2 separate regions of the Homo sapiens genome follow, and region 2 is linked to region 1. Evidence: chromatin contacts called from ENCODE Hi-C data. All regions are on one chromosome and are shown on one strand. The core of a region is the stretch at or near the end of the contact, and the rest is flanking DNA. Distances in the headings are between cores, read along the strand shown. Region 1 has its middle 59 kb from the start of LINC01814. Region 2 overlaps ADAM17 (ADAM metallopeptidase domain 17).

Evidence for each region. A loop is a pair of places that touch in the nucleus more often than their neighbours do.
Region 2: a loop to region 1 is called in a map with no recorded cell type, with 5 times the contacts of the local background. The contact joins two enhancer-like sites. A Hi-C loop is called at or near these places in 2 of 37 single-sample maps with no recorded cell type.

What each region holds. Positions count from the first base shown.
Region 1 is chr2:8,521,774-8,527,760 of GRCh38, reverse strand. No RefSeq gene overlaps it. Among named protein-coding and RNA genes, the nearest start is that of LINC01814, 59 kb to the left of the region's middle. RefSeq lists enhancers at 1,278-1,347, 1,358-1,417, 2,298-2,407, 2,458-2,527, a silencer at 1,367-1,556 and a cis regulatory region at 1,010-2,731. Within about 2 kb of position 2,025, at least 21 of the 41 ENCODE cell types and tissues checked have a DNase peak (open chromatin) inside an H3K27ac peak, as active enhancers do.
Region 2 is chr2:9,536,101-9,542,890 of GRCh38, reverse strand. ADAM17 (ADAM metallopeptidase domain 17) reads left to right here. Exons shown (of 19, transcript NM_003183.6): 3 at 6,063-6,193. Among named protein-coding and RNA genes, the nearest start is that of ADAM17, 16 kb to the left of the region's middle. RefSeq lists an enhancer at 937-1,116. Within about 2 kb of position 3,495, at least 14 of the 41 ENCODE cell types and tissues checked have a DNase peak (open chromatin) inside an H3K27ac peak, as active enhancers do.

The DNA.
Region 1 (5,987 bases), core at 776-3,275:
GAGGATGGAAGACTCACATTAGGAACCAAGACACCTGGGCTTCAACCCGGGACAGCCTCCAAACCACAGACCCTCCTGTGAACACCCCGCCTCTCTGACCCTCGGACTCTTCATCTGTGACTTGGAACACAGGTGGTGCTAGTCTGCGAGAGGAGGTGAAGGAGGAAGGCTGGAATGGAGCAATGTTTCTTAACATTTTTGGAAGCCTCATTGCTCTTCAAGTTGGGCTGAAGGGTTTCGCTGCCAAAATCAAGTCATGACATTTCCCCCTGGCTTGTAGGAACAAGGACATCAAAAGCTACCAATGGCAAATGTCTCCATGTTCTCCACTTGCCATCTCGGGGGCCTGCAGCACACTCGGACCTTGCCAGGCTTCTCTGAGCACCCTGGGAGTCAGTCCACCCTGCTTGCCCCTTGTCACCTCCTGCCCAGATTGTACCGTTGGACTTTTCCACAAGTGGCCTCTGGCTGAGAGGATCTCAGCATCTCTGCTGGCCCTGCTCTTTCAGTCTGGCCTCTCCCCAAGTGTGACTGAGCCCCTCCCTGCGTCCCCAGGCAGCCATCTTCAACAGCTTTACTGAGGAGGATTACATCCCCTCCTGGAGCCTGCCTGCTGTGCCAACCTTTTAGAGGGTGCTGGTGGGGGTGTTTCCTCACTGCCTTGGGGGTGGGGAGCAGGGCCTGCTCTTCTGTTCCCTCCCCACCTTGTCTTCACTCCTGTCCCCTGTCTTGCCTTTTACATGTGAAGCAGAGCACCTAAAACCTCACACTGAGAAATCTGCATTTAGGGCAGTTCACCTTTTAGTGCTTCCCCCATATAACGGGAAATACTCAAATACTCCGGCCCACATCTGCATGAATTAAAAGGCTCATCTAAGAGAAAGTCTTTCCAGAGGACAGAGTTCTCTCTCAGAATGCAAAAAGTGGGTACATTTACCAAAAACAGGCTAATTGGTGATGCAAGTTGGCTAGGTCTCCCTCTGGAATAGAACGTTCTCCATTTTAAGTTTCTCTTTCATAAGTGTGTCAATTAAAAATTTAAAATCGTGTTAAAACACACGTAACATAAAAATGACCATCTTAACCATTTGTAAGTGTGCTGTTCAGAGGCATTAAGTTTCTCTTCTATAATTTTTAATACCTTGGGACTTGTTACCACCTGACGGACTGCTTTATTCTATGAGATCCTATTTTAAGTTGAATGTCTGTGCTTCTGGGTGTCCCACAGAGAGCACTGCTGCTCCTGGTGTGGGCGGTGGTGGTGGTGGTGGGGGGGTCATCTTGGAGACACTTCTGGAGCCCTTTGCAGCTGCCTCTTTGGGTTCTTCCCTGGTTTGATGTCGGCACAACATCCTCCACTTATTAGCCCTGTGACTTCAGACAAGTGTGTCAGTTTCCTTATCTGTAATATACAAACATTGAGCCTCTCCTGGGGGAGAGGAGACAAGGACCAGATAGATAATTATGTCCCGAGAGTAGCCAGCGTGCCCTGGCCCCAGGAAATGGCTTCTTGCTGTGACTGCCTGGGGTGGTCACAGCAGCTGCCTTAGCCAAGCAGGAAGTGGAGCGCAGGCCAGATCCTGTTAGAGCAGGTTGAAAACATGGAAGTGAGTCCAGCAAGGGAAACTGTGAAAACTAGCCAGGCCTGAAGCTGATCGCTGACCTCCTCCGTGGTAAAATCGATACGGACTATCCACTTCCCCTTTGTGCCTTGGCTTCGTAGGAAAGTCCCTGCAGGTGTGAGCTGAGAAGCACAAAGAAGGCTGGGAGATAGCAGCCCTGGAAAAATAATTCCACCTGTAAACACCTGTGTTAACAAGTGCTGTATTTGTGCAGCTATTTTCTTTTTCAAATACTGTTGACACACACCTATTCTCTTACCCTGCTCAGGTGTGTGTTGCATGGCATCTGGAGACCTGCTGGCCAGGGGCCAGCCTGCCTGTCTGAAATGCTTCCCTTCTCTGCCCAGCAACGTGGGGCGTGGGAGGCCACGGCTCTCTGCGGCTTGGCTGTAGCTTTAGCGCTGTTGGGCTGACGGCCTGGAGTTCAGCCAAGTCCCAATGAGCATGAGGTCTGAGACCTCAGTGAGACAGGAAGGACCAGCCTGGGGCCCCTTAGGGGACAGTGACCCCAGCTGGATGAAAGAGGACACCTGCTCTTTTCCTGGCTGGTTAGGGTCACTTTGCATTTTAACACCCAAGGGAAATTTGAACCCTTCCACCACCTGATCCCGCCAGCAGCGGCTGACCCAGGACAGGGGAGTGAGAGATGTCCAGGTTCCAACAAGGAGCCCTTCAGAGGTAATGCGGGGAGGGGCGGCAGTCCGTTCCATGCAGCTCTCCTGCAGCCTGAAGAGTTCCAGCATCCTTTCCCAGCTCCATCTTACTCCATGGAAGCCCTGTGCAATTAACTCCTGTCCTACCCTGGCCACTGGTTTCAACCCTAATGCACGGTAGAATCACCAGGGGATCTTGTCAAGGTCCTGATGCTCAGGCCGCAGGCCTAGGGATGCTTGTTCACTTCATCCCAGGCAGGGCCTTTGAAAAGTTTTGAAAATCTCCCCAACCAGTCTCATGGGTGGTCAGTTGGGAACGACTCCCCTAGCAAGATAGTGGGACATCTCATCTCGGTGTATTTATAAACTAGCAACCTTTGGTTTCGAACGGCTGTGCATTTACAGAAGCATTGCAAAGATAACGCAGAGGATTCCTGGACACACCTCACTGGTTTCCCCATTGTGACAGCTTGCATCTCCCTAGCACGTTCCTCACCACTAAGGAACTAACATTGGTTGGTTCTTTCAGCTAAGCGCCACGGTTTATGTGGATTGCACTAGTTTTTCCCTAAGGCCTTTTTCTGTCCCAAGATTCCCCTCTAGGATCCCACATTGCATTTGGTTGTCACATCTTGGTGGCCTCCTCTGGTCTATGACAGTTTCTCAGACTTTCCTTGTTTTGGATGACCTTGACAGCTGTCGTGAGGATTGGCCAGGTATTTTTGTAGAATGCCCTTCAGTTTGGGCTATCTGATATTTTTCTTATGGTTAGACCGCGGTTACGGGTTCTCGGGAGAAGCCCACAGAGGTGAAGTGCCATTTTTATCGTATGCAATCAAGGGTGCGTGCCTATCAACAGGACTGATCGCAGCCAATGACCTTGAGCTTCTGGCTGAGCTGTGTTTGTTGGGTTTCTCCCAGCAAAGTTCTCTCCTCCCCCACTCCTTTCTCAGACCTGCCCTTGGGAAGCAAGTCACCAAACACAGCCCACACCTGAGGGCAGGGAAAGTCATGCTCCACCTCTTCGAGAGGTGGGTAACTACATAAATTATTTGGAATTCTTCTTTAAGGGTGGATTGTCTCTTCTTCCTGTTATTTGTTCAATCATTTATTTATATCGATGTTGGCTCATAGGTACTTATTGTATTCTCTGGGTTATAATCCAATAGTAGTTTGTTGCTCATACTCTTCCAACTTTGGCCATTGGGAGCTTTTTCGGGATCTGGGTGCCCCCCCTCCTTTTTTTTTTTTTTTTTGAGACAGAGTCTTACTCTTGTGGCCCAGGTTGGAGTATAATGGTGAGATCATAGCTCACTGCAGCCTCCTCGAATTCCCAGGCTCAAGTGGTCCTCCCACCTCAGCATCCCTAGTAGGTGGGACTATAGGCATGTGCTACCATGCTTGCCTGATTTTTTTGATTTTATGTAGAGGAGAAGTCTCACTATGTTGCCCAGGCTGGTCTTGAACTCCTGAGCTCAAGTGATTTTCCTGCCTCAGCCTCCCAAAGTGCTGGGATTCCACGGGGCGTGAGCCTCATGCTTGGCCCCATTGTCCCTTTGATGTGCTCCCATCCATTGTTTTGTGAGCACTTCCTTGCTTAAGGAGATGGCTGAACACCTGCAAGATTCTGTTTTAGACACTATTTTCGCATTTTCATTGCTTAATAATAACCCTCCCTTTGGTGAATGCATACACTCTCTTCCTCTCTTACCCACAGTTTTCATTCTTGTCCTAGGAGTGGTGTCATGGGGATGTAAGCCTCCTTAGTAAAGCTGGGGCAGATGGAGTCCTGGATGGAGGGTTGTCTGGCTGGTTTGTACCCAAGCTCTGCTCCTCACCAGCTGTGTGATCTGGAGCTAGTTCCTTGACCTCTATCAACCTCCAATTTCTGATCAATGAAAAGGGAGCGATGCTACATATCTCAAAGGAGAGTTGGGAGCATAGGAGGAGGTGCTCAATGAAGGTGGCTTTAGTGTTTGTGTCCCTGGCCCTGTCACAAAGCAACTGGGTGACTTTTTTGACCTCTTTGGACCTCAGTTTTCTTATCTGTAAAATCAGAGGACTGGACCAGGTGGTCTCAGAGGACGCTGCCTTCTGGATGTTCCCTAAGACCTGGGTGTAGCTGGCTGGTGGGGATGAGTGAAGAGGAGTGAGCTGGAGGGGGAACTGCAGGCTGTGGCCTGGATGCAAGCAGCCTTGCGAATCTGCCAGCCAGAGAAGATGGCTTTTTGCCCTAGAAGACAGGATTTTACCCTGAAAATGTCACCTGCACATCTGTGCTGACAGCATTCCCCTGCGTGTTTCAGCTCTTAGCATGCCCTGGCTGGCTGGGCACAGGCTGGTGAGCATAAACCAGTCAGATCTGATGGAATGTTCCATGCATCTGCTTTCGCTGGTACATAAATCTGCATGCCTGTTTTGCGTGTTCTTAGATATCTGACCTCCATCTTGGTGTGTCCCTCTACCCAGCAATGGCATTTGTCAGCTTCTGGTGGCAAATGGGATTTTGGTTGGGCTGTGAGGTTGGGTTTCTGGTGTGAATTTCTGGGGTGGGTTGCAGGTGCTGAAACCAGGGCCAGAGCCTGGTTATAGGTGGGGTGTGGCTGCTTGTTCTGTTTCCTGTGGGAGCTTGCCTGGCAGTCGGCCTGATGTGGGCCTGTTCATCTGAACAGGAAGGGGCAGGTTCTGGAAAGGGGTGGATGGTGCAGGGCTGGGGAGCAGACCCAGGTGCTGGGGTGAGGTTGGGTGACAGCAGTGGGCTGCAGGGAGAGCCAGATGAGAGCAAGCCTTAGTTTCAGTCCCCGAGGAAGAAGCTCAAGGCCACTTACCCAAACTGAGATGTAGGTTAGGGGAACCCAAGGCTCTGGCCAAGGTAGTAGATGTCCTAGTGTTCAGGATGGGCAGCAGAGTGAGTAGAGAAAAAGGGGAATCAAGATGTGAGCCCTTGGCAATGGTGGGCCCAGGAGACCCAAGGAGGGTTCAGTGTGCCCAGTCCGTGGAGTGAGCAGGGGACAAAGACAGGGGCCAGGGGCGAGGTCTCTGGCCTGCCTCTTCCACAAATTACTGTACAGAGAGAAACAAGTGCACTAAGTTGTAGATACAGAGATGCTTCTTGTGGCCTTCGTTTTAGTAGGATAAAATTGGAAGCAACCAATAAAAATGTGCATTGGTAGGATGTCAGCTTTATTTATAATGTGTTCTGTGCAGCAGAAAACTGAAGCAGCTGAGAATGAGCTAGGCCTACGTGAATGGGTATGGGAAACATTGCAAAGGTGCATGCTGAGTGAAGAAAGCAAAGTGCAGGGCACTGTCCAGTCTGCACCCATTTGAAGAAAATTAAATTCACTAATGATGCTTCTATATTGTATCAATTAGGATGGGTTCTTCTATAAGTAACTGAAAACCTGACCAGCACTGGTTAAAACATTGAGCTTTATTTTTCTCATGGAACACCATGTATGGAGGTTAGCAGCCGGGGGTATGTGTTCATCCACTGAACAATGTCTTTAGAGATCTGGGTTCTTTCTCTTCTGCTGTGCCTTCATAAAATGTGTTGGCTTTTTATCCCGACACTCTTTACCCCATGGTCCCAAGATGGCTGCTGCAGCTCCAAATATCACACCCAAGCATGAGAAAAGAGGAAGGGGCTGGCCAATGCCAGGCACATTGTTTTTTCTTTTTAAATCTGGAAAGTAAGAGCTTCCTGGATGCC
Region 2 (6,790 bases), core at 2,246-4,745, 1.0 Mb before region 1:
AAAACCCCGTCTCTACTAAAAGTACAAAAATTAGGCATGGTGACACGTGCCTGTAATCCCAGCTACTTGGGAGGCTGAGGCAGGAGAATCACTTGAACCAGGGAGGTGGAGGCTGCACTAGCCGAGATGGTGCCACTGCACTCCAGACTGGGCAACAGAGTGAGACTCTGTCTCAAAAAATAAATAAATAAAATAAATAAAGTTCATACTGATGAGTATTTTTAAAAAAGTAAATAGATATTGCAGAGGTGTTAATGATGGTAACGATGTTTAGAAAATTCTAACATAATTTAAATTAATTGAATGCTTATAAAACCTTTTGTTTTTGGTGCTACTTTATAACCATCAATCATGTGCTAAATATTATCTTTATATATGAAGAGATAAAGATTTTGTTCAGGACCCCACAGCCTGGTGGTGAGCTGGGTCTAGATTTTACTGTTCTATTTATTTATTTAGCTAACTAGTTACTTAGTTTCCAGGATTCTTTAACCTGCTTCATATTTATTTATTTTTAAAAACAGGGTCTTGCCATGTTGCCAAGGCTGATCTTGAACTTCTGGGCTCAGGTGGTCTTTCCATCTTGGCCTCCCAAAGTGCTGGGATTACAGGTGTGAGCCACCATGCCTGGCCCAAATTTAATATTCTTTCTACATTGAGTTCCTCTTACTTCTTAGCATAAATTGATGGATATGTTCTATTTCAGTAGTAATTTTAATACCACGTATTGTTTTGCACATTGAAATGTTAAATAATTGCAGGCCTCTTTTTAAAGTCTTTAGGAAGCTTTATTCAGTATCAAAAAACAGACACATGGAGAATTGACTGAATTATTCTTTATTTATTTATTTTTTTGAGAGTCTTGCTCTGTCGTCCAGGCTGGAGTGCAGTTGTGTGATCTTGGCTCACTGCAACCTCTGCCTCCTGGGTTCAAGCGATTCTTGTGCCTCAGCCTCTCAAGTAGCTGGGACTACAGGTGCACAGCACCACGCCTGGGTGATTTTTGTTATTTTTAGTAGAGACAGAGTTTCACCATGTTGGCCAGGCTGGTCTTGAACTCCTCACCTCAAGTGATCCACGATCTCGGCCTCCCAAAGTGCTGGGATTACAGACAGGGGCCACTGCATCTGGCCATCTTTATTCTTTATATAGGACAAGCCTTCTCAACTATGTTAAAAAATAAAAGGAATATGTGCGTCTGGTTTAAAAAACAAGCCATGGAGGATATGCAAAGTTTTTACTTCTAACTCAGTTAGACTTCTCAGACCCAGAGAGGTTTCCTTTGTAAACTTCCAATTTTTTGTTTTGTTTTGTTTTTTGTTTTTTGAGACAGAGTTTTTGCTCTTGTCGCCCAGACTGGAGTGCAATGGCACGATCTTAGCTCACTGAAGCCTCCACCTCTCGGGTTCAAGCAGTTCTCCTGCCTCAGCTTCCCGAGTAGCTGGGATTACAGGAGCCCACTGCCATGCTCAGCTAATTTTTGTATTTTTAGTAGAGATGAGGTTTCACCATGTTGGCCAGGATGGTCTTGAACTCCTGACCTCAGGTGATCCACCTGCCTCAGGCTCCCAATGTGATGGGATTACAGGTGTGAGCCACCGTGCCCGACCCAAAATATTTTAATGCATGTTTTTTGCCTATAGGTCTCTGTGTGTGTATAGGTGATATAGATAGCATATTTACCTCATTTTAAACAGCTGCATAAATATTCCTATTGCATAGAATTGTAACAACATACTGACTAATACACTACAGATGGATATTGTTTAACCAAAGTGATTTTTTTAATACAACAAACAGTGCTCTAGTGAGTATCTTTGTAAATGTGTACCTTGATGAGGTGTTTTTATAGGATATATTCCTGGAAGGAGAATTACTGGGTCAAGGATATGTATACTATGTTTATTGATATTGCTCTTTCCTCCCAAAGAGATTTGACAAATTTATTCTTCCAGCAGCAATATATGAGTTTACCTGTTTCCTGTTATCTTTGCCAATAGTAGGTTTATCAGCCTTTAACTGTCACCCCTCTAAAGGGCATGGCATTTTATAGTTGTTTTGATTTTCATTTTGTGTGACATTGAGCATCTTTTTATATATTTGTAAGTAATTTGTTTTATATTTCTGTAAACTGCCTTTTTATCTCTTTTGACTATTTTTCTATTGAATTTGTCTTTCTAACTACTGAATTGTAGCAGTGCTTAGTATATTAAGGAGATTGGTTCATTGTCATGTGGTTATTTTAGGCAAATTTTTAATGCAAATTAATTTTTCCTAGCTATTGCAATTATCCTTAGGTTATTTTTTAATGACTTCTTTTTATTCGATTTTATGTCAGAATATTATAGTATTGGTTATTAGCTTTCAACTTACACCAAATTTGAGCAGATTGGTAATATTAATAGCTACAGTTAATCAGGTACTTATTTTCTGTAATTTACTGGCATTTTACATAAGTTATCTCTAAAAGTGATTCCTTTTTTGAAGGAACAAAAAAAAAAAAATTAAGGCTTAGACAGCTTAGTAACTTGCCCAAGATTACTCAGCTAGTAAATGACAGATACAAGATTTGAACAAAGGTTGGACTCCAAAACTTGTGTTATTTCTGCTATACTGGTGGAGAGTTTGGTGAAGAAGTGGATATAGTAGCAAGAAATAAGTAGGAGCGAAGGAAGAGTGAGGAAACTATAAAATGAAAAGAACTCAAAGTTTAGCTTTTTGGGTTTCTTTGGATTTGAAGTGGCCTGTAGAATCCGTATTCTAGAGGCAAAAACTTCCATAGCCTTACATATTTCTCTTTCAAGTTTCGTAGATGACATTGATTCCCTAAGAAAATATTAAATCGTAGCCACTTGTTATCTTTTCTCTGTGTAAGAAAGCAGGGAAGTATGTAATTTATTTTACAAAGTTTCCATACTAAATATTTAATGGGAAATTTATCTAACAGTCTATGGAATTTTATACCAGGTGTTTTAAAATAGGTTATTTCCTTTAATCCCCAAAACCGTTCAGTTATTAGGTGATATTATTTCCATTTGTAGATAAATACTTAGGATTCAAAGATTGAGGCCAAGGTCGGACAGTGAGTAAATGAAAGTAGGACTTAAGCCAAGTTTGTCAGACTCCAAAGCCCATACCCTTTCTTTTCTATCATATTGCGTCATTAAAGTTTAAAACAAGAACAAAAACAAAGATAGCTGAAGTAATCAGTTTGTATCAGGGCTGAATTAACTCTATGAAACCCCTCATTACTTGATGGTAAATGAGAAGATTCCGTTTTTCGATAGCAGTGGAAGGCAAAGTAATTTAAACCAAGATCATTGCATTAAATTTGGATGTAACTATTAGAGGTTGAAAAAGCATAGAAACACTGAGAGGTTGTATGAAGAGTTGAAGTAACTTAAGAAAAAAAGAAACTTGTTTAAAATTTGCCTTACAAGTTTCATTTCCTTTTTGTTATAAATCAAGAAATTATCAGCTAGGCGTGGTGACTCACACATGTAATCCCAGCACTTTGGGAGGCCGAGCTGGATGGATCATGAGGTCATGAGGTCAGGAGATCGAGACCATCCTGGCTAACACGGTGAAACCCCGTCTCTACTAAAAATACAAAAAATTAGCCAGGCGTGGTAGCAGGCGCCTGTAGTCCCAGCTATTTGGGAGGCTGAGGCAGGGGAATGGCGTGAACCCAGGAGGTGGAGCTTGCAGTTAGCCGAGATTGCGCCACTGCACTCCAGCCTGGGCGACAGAGTGAGACTCCGTCTCAAAAAAAAAAAAAAATCAAGAAATTATCTTATTTTTAAATAACGAAAAAGCTGCGGAGTATATACTGTTTTGATACTTTTTTGATGTTGCCTGAATTTTTTTGGAAAAAGTTAAATGTTTCTCCTAAAAGTGAAATATATCAGATTACTTGAGAAGGTCTAGAACTGATAAAGAAATGAAAGTGATATACCTGACTAAATGGACCATTAAAAATGGTTAGGGTAATAATGTTAATTCAAACTGGTTAGCTGGTCTTTAGTTACTGTAAATTCTTAAGTCAAAAGTCAGAAAGATAAAACGTTAAAGAAATCTGTAAGAAAATGACTTCACATAATTTTGGGAGGATAAAGTAAAAGAAATTTTGACATTCTGTTGGACGTTTTATAACTCAAAAGCTAATATTGGAAAATCAAAAAACATGAATTTTATAATCGCTTGGTCTTTATCTTTAGAAAAGATTCTTAATGTAGCAAATGAAAAATGCAATTCCACTGATTTCTTTCTGAAAAGAACATTAAGTAATGTTGCAACTCTTAGCTTTAAAACAAAATAATAAGACATTTATAATAAGTATGCTTTTGAAAGTTCTCAGCATAACTGGAGGGAAAAATCATAACTGAGAATGTGTGGGAAGATATGTTTTAGGATAGCAGAAGAAAATGTTCCAAGGATTTACGAAATAATGTTCTATTGTCTTTTCCCTTTGACCATTAAAAAACCACAAGCAAACTAAAATTACCTTGTTATGCTCAAAAAGTTAAAAATATTTGTTGCCATGGAGATAGTCCCAGTCTAGATTTCTTTCCGGTAGTTTAAAGACTTTTGCAATCCCATGGGGAAGTAATATATTTTCAGTACAACAGCTGACAAAATTTGTTTCTGTGGGTGAGATGAATAATATACCTTTCTTTGTCTTTGGTGTTCATGGACACATTGAAAGACTATAAATAATACTTGAGAAAGTCTTGCTCACCACTCCTAGTTTTCATGTAAGGATGGAAAGTCATAGAAAACAAAAAGAATAGTAAGCCAATTAAAGAACTGGACTGAAACTCAACAAAAAGAATAGTAAGCCCACTAAAGAACTGAAGTGTATACCCCCTCCCCTCTCCTCCCCTCCCTTCCCCTCCCCTCCCTTCCCCTCCCTTCCCCTTCCCTTCCCCTCTCTTCCCCCTCCCCTTCCCCTCTCCTCCCCCTCTCCTCCCCTCTCCTCCCCCTCTCCTCCCCTCCCCTCCCCTCCCCTCCCCTCTTTTCCTGTCTTCTGGTGCCAATGGAGTCTATATTCTAATGTCTGTCTTAGATACCTTGTATTTATTTTCCTAACTGTAATTGTGGGTTACTTTTTTGCAAGATATGTTGTTTTGAGGAGGAAAAAAAGCACGAGTACTTTTTTTTTTTCTTATTTTGAGCGGGAGTCTCGCGCTGTCAACCAGGCTGGCGATCTCGGCTCACAGCAGGCTCCGCCTCCCGGGTTCACTCCATTCTCCTGCCTCAGCCTCCCAAGTAGCTGGGACTATAGGCACCCGCCACCATGCCTGGCTAATTTTTGTATTTTTAGTAGAGATGGGGTTTCGCTGTGTTAGCCAGGATGGTCTCGATCTCCTGACCTCGTGATCCGCCCAGCTCAACCTCCCAAAGTGCTGGGATTACAGGCGTGAGCCACTACGCACGGCCGCATGAGTACTTTTAAATATAGAAAGCAGCATTTATTAATTTTGCACAGCAATAAGAATTTTCTCATAGTCCACCCAGCTTGATAGAGACAGCATAGTACAGGGTTTTGAAATAAACCAGGTTTATTTCCCAGTTTCACCATTTACTAGCTGTGTAACTTTGAGTAGGTTGATTAGCTTCCAAGCCTCAATTTGTACTTGTGTGAAGTGGGGATAATAGATGCATAGTACCTAACACCAAGTAGGTGTTCAATAAATGGTATATAATAGGATTAGTTTTTGATAATAATTTTTTTAGATAATCAGGATTCCAACTTAACTACGCAGTCATGTGTGTTTCCTTATTCTTCAGTGTTTTCCAGGAGAGATGAATGTATAAGTTCTTTGAATATCTTTACCCTAGTGTGAGTTTATTGTGATCTGCTGTTTTTATAGCTAAATAAATTAGTTCATTTGTCGTTACAGGAGATATATTGCTCTAAGTACCTAATAAGACTTTAGTTGTAACTTGCATAGTGTTTTATTAATGTCAATGCTTCTGGCTTTTTAAGAAAGTTTAATTATGTGAAAATGAGACTTAAAATTTGTGTGCTTAGAGTAAAATATGAATGCATTTTTCTTCAGGCATTTTAAATTATACCTGACATCAAGTACTGAACGTTTTTCACAAAATTTCAAGGTCGTGGTGGTGGATGGTAAAAACGAAAGCGAGTACACTGTAAAATGGCAGGACTTCTTCACTGGACACGTGGTTGGTTAGTATGGAGCTTGTTGGTTTGCCCCTGTGTCTGGTGTATTAGGTCTCCAAATCTAACTTGATTGCATATTCTTTTCTGGTGCAGGATAGTGGGGACGGGGTGTCATAGAAGTGCTATTCTTTGACTTTTCTTTGAGGTATATAAGTTTAGAGGCAGGAACATTCTAATAGAAGGAAATGAGTATTATCTAAATGTCATACTAGCTGGCTGGTTTAATGATTAAAATTAAATTCTTCTTAAGTGATAGGAATTTAACCTTTCTTTTCCTCAGTGACTGTAAGCTTTCTTTATGATATTTTAAACAGGGAAGCTTGGAGATAAAATACTTGGTGATCCTATTACGTATGTATTTGAGAAAATTTATCAAACAAGCAATTGCAGTTTACTTTTTGACCTTTTTCTGCAATGAGAAAAAAAAATGTCATTGAAATCCACAAATAGTATAGTTCCTAGGCCTGTACATTCTAAATCATGCTTTCTGTCTCTCTTAGTTCTTCCTTTACCTAGAAGTAGATAAAATTATTCCAGAAGAAAATCTTAGCAGTTTTGTTTGTTTTGGGAAAGGGATAGGTTTCAAGTGACTAAACTTGAGGC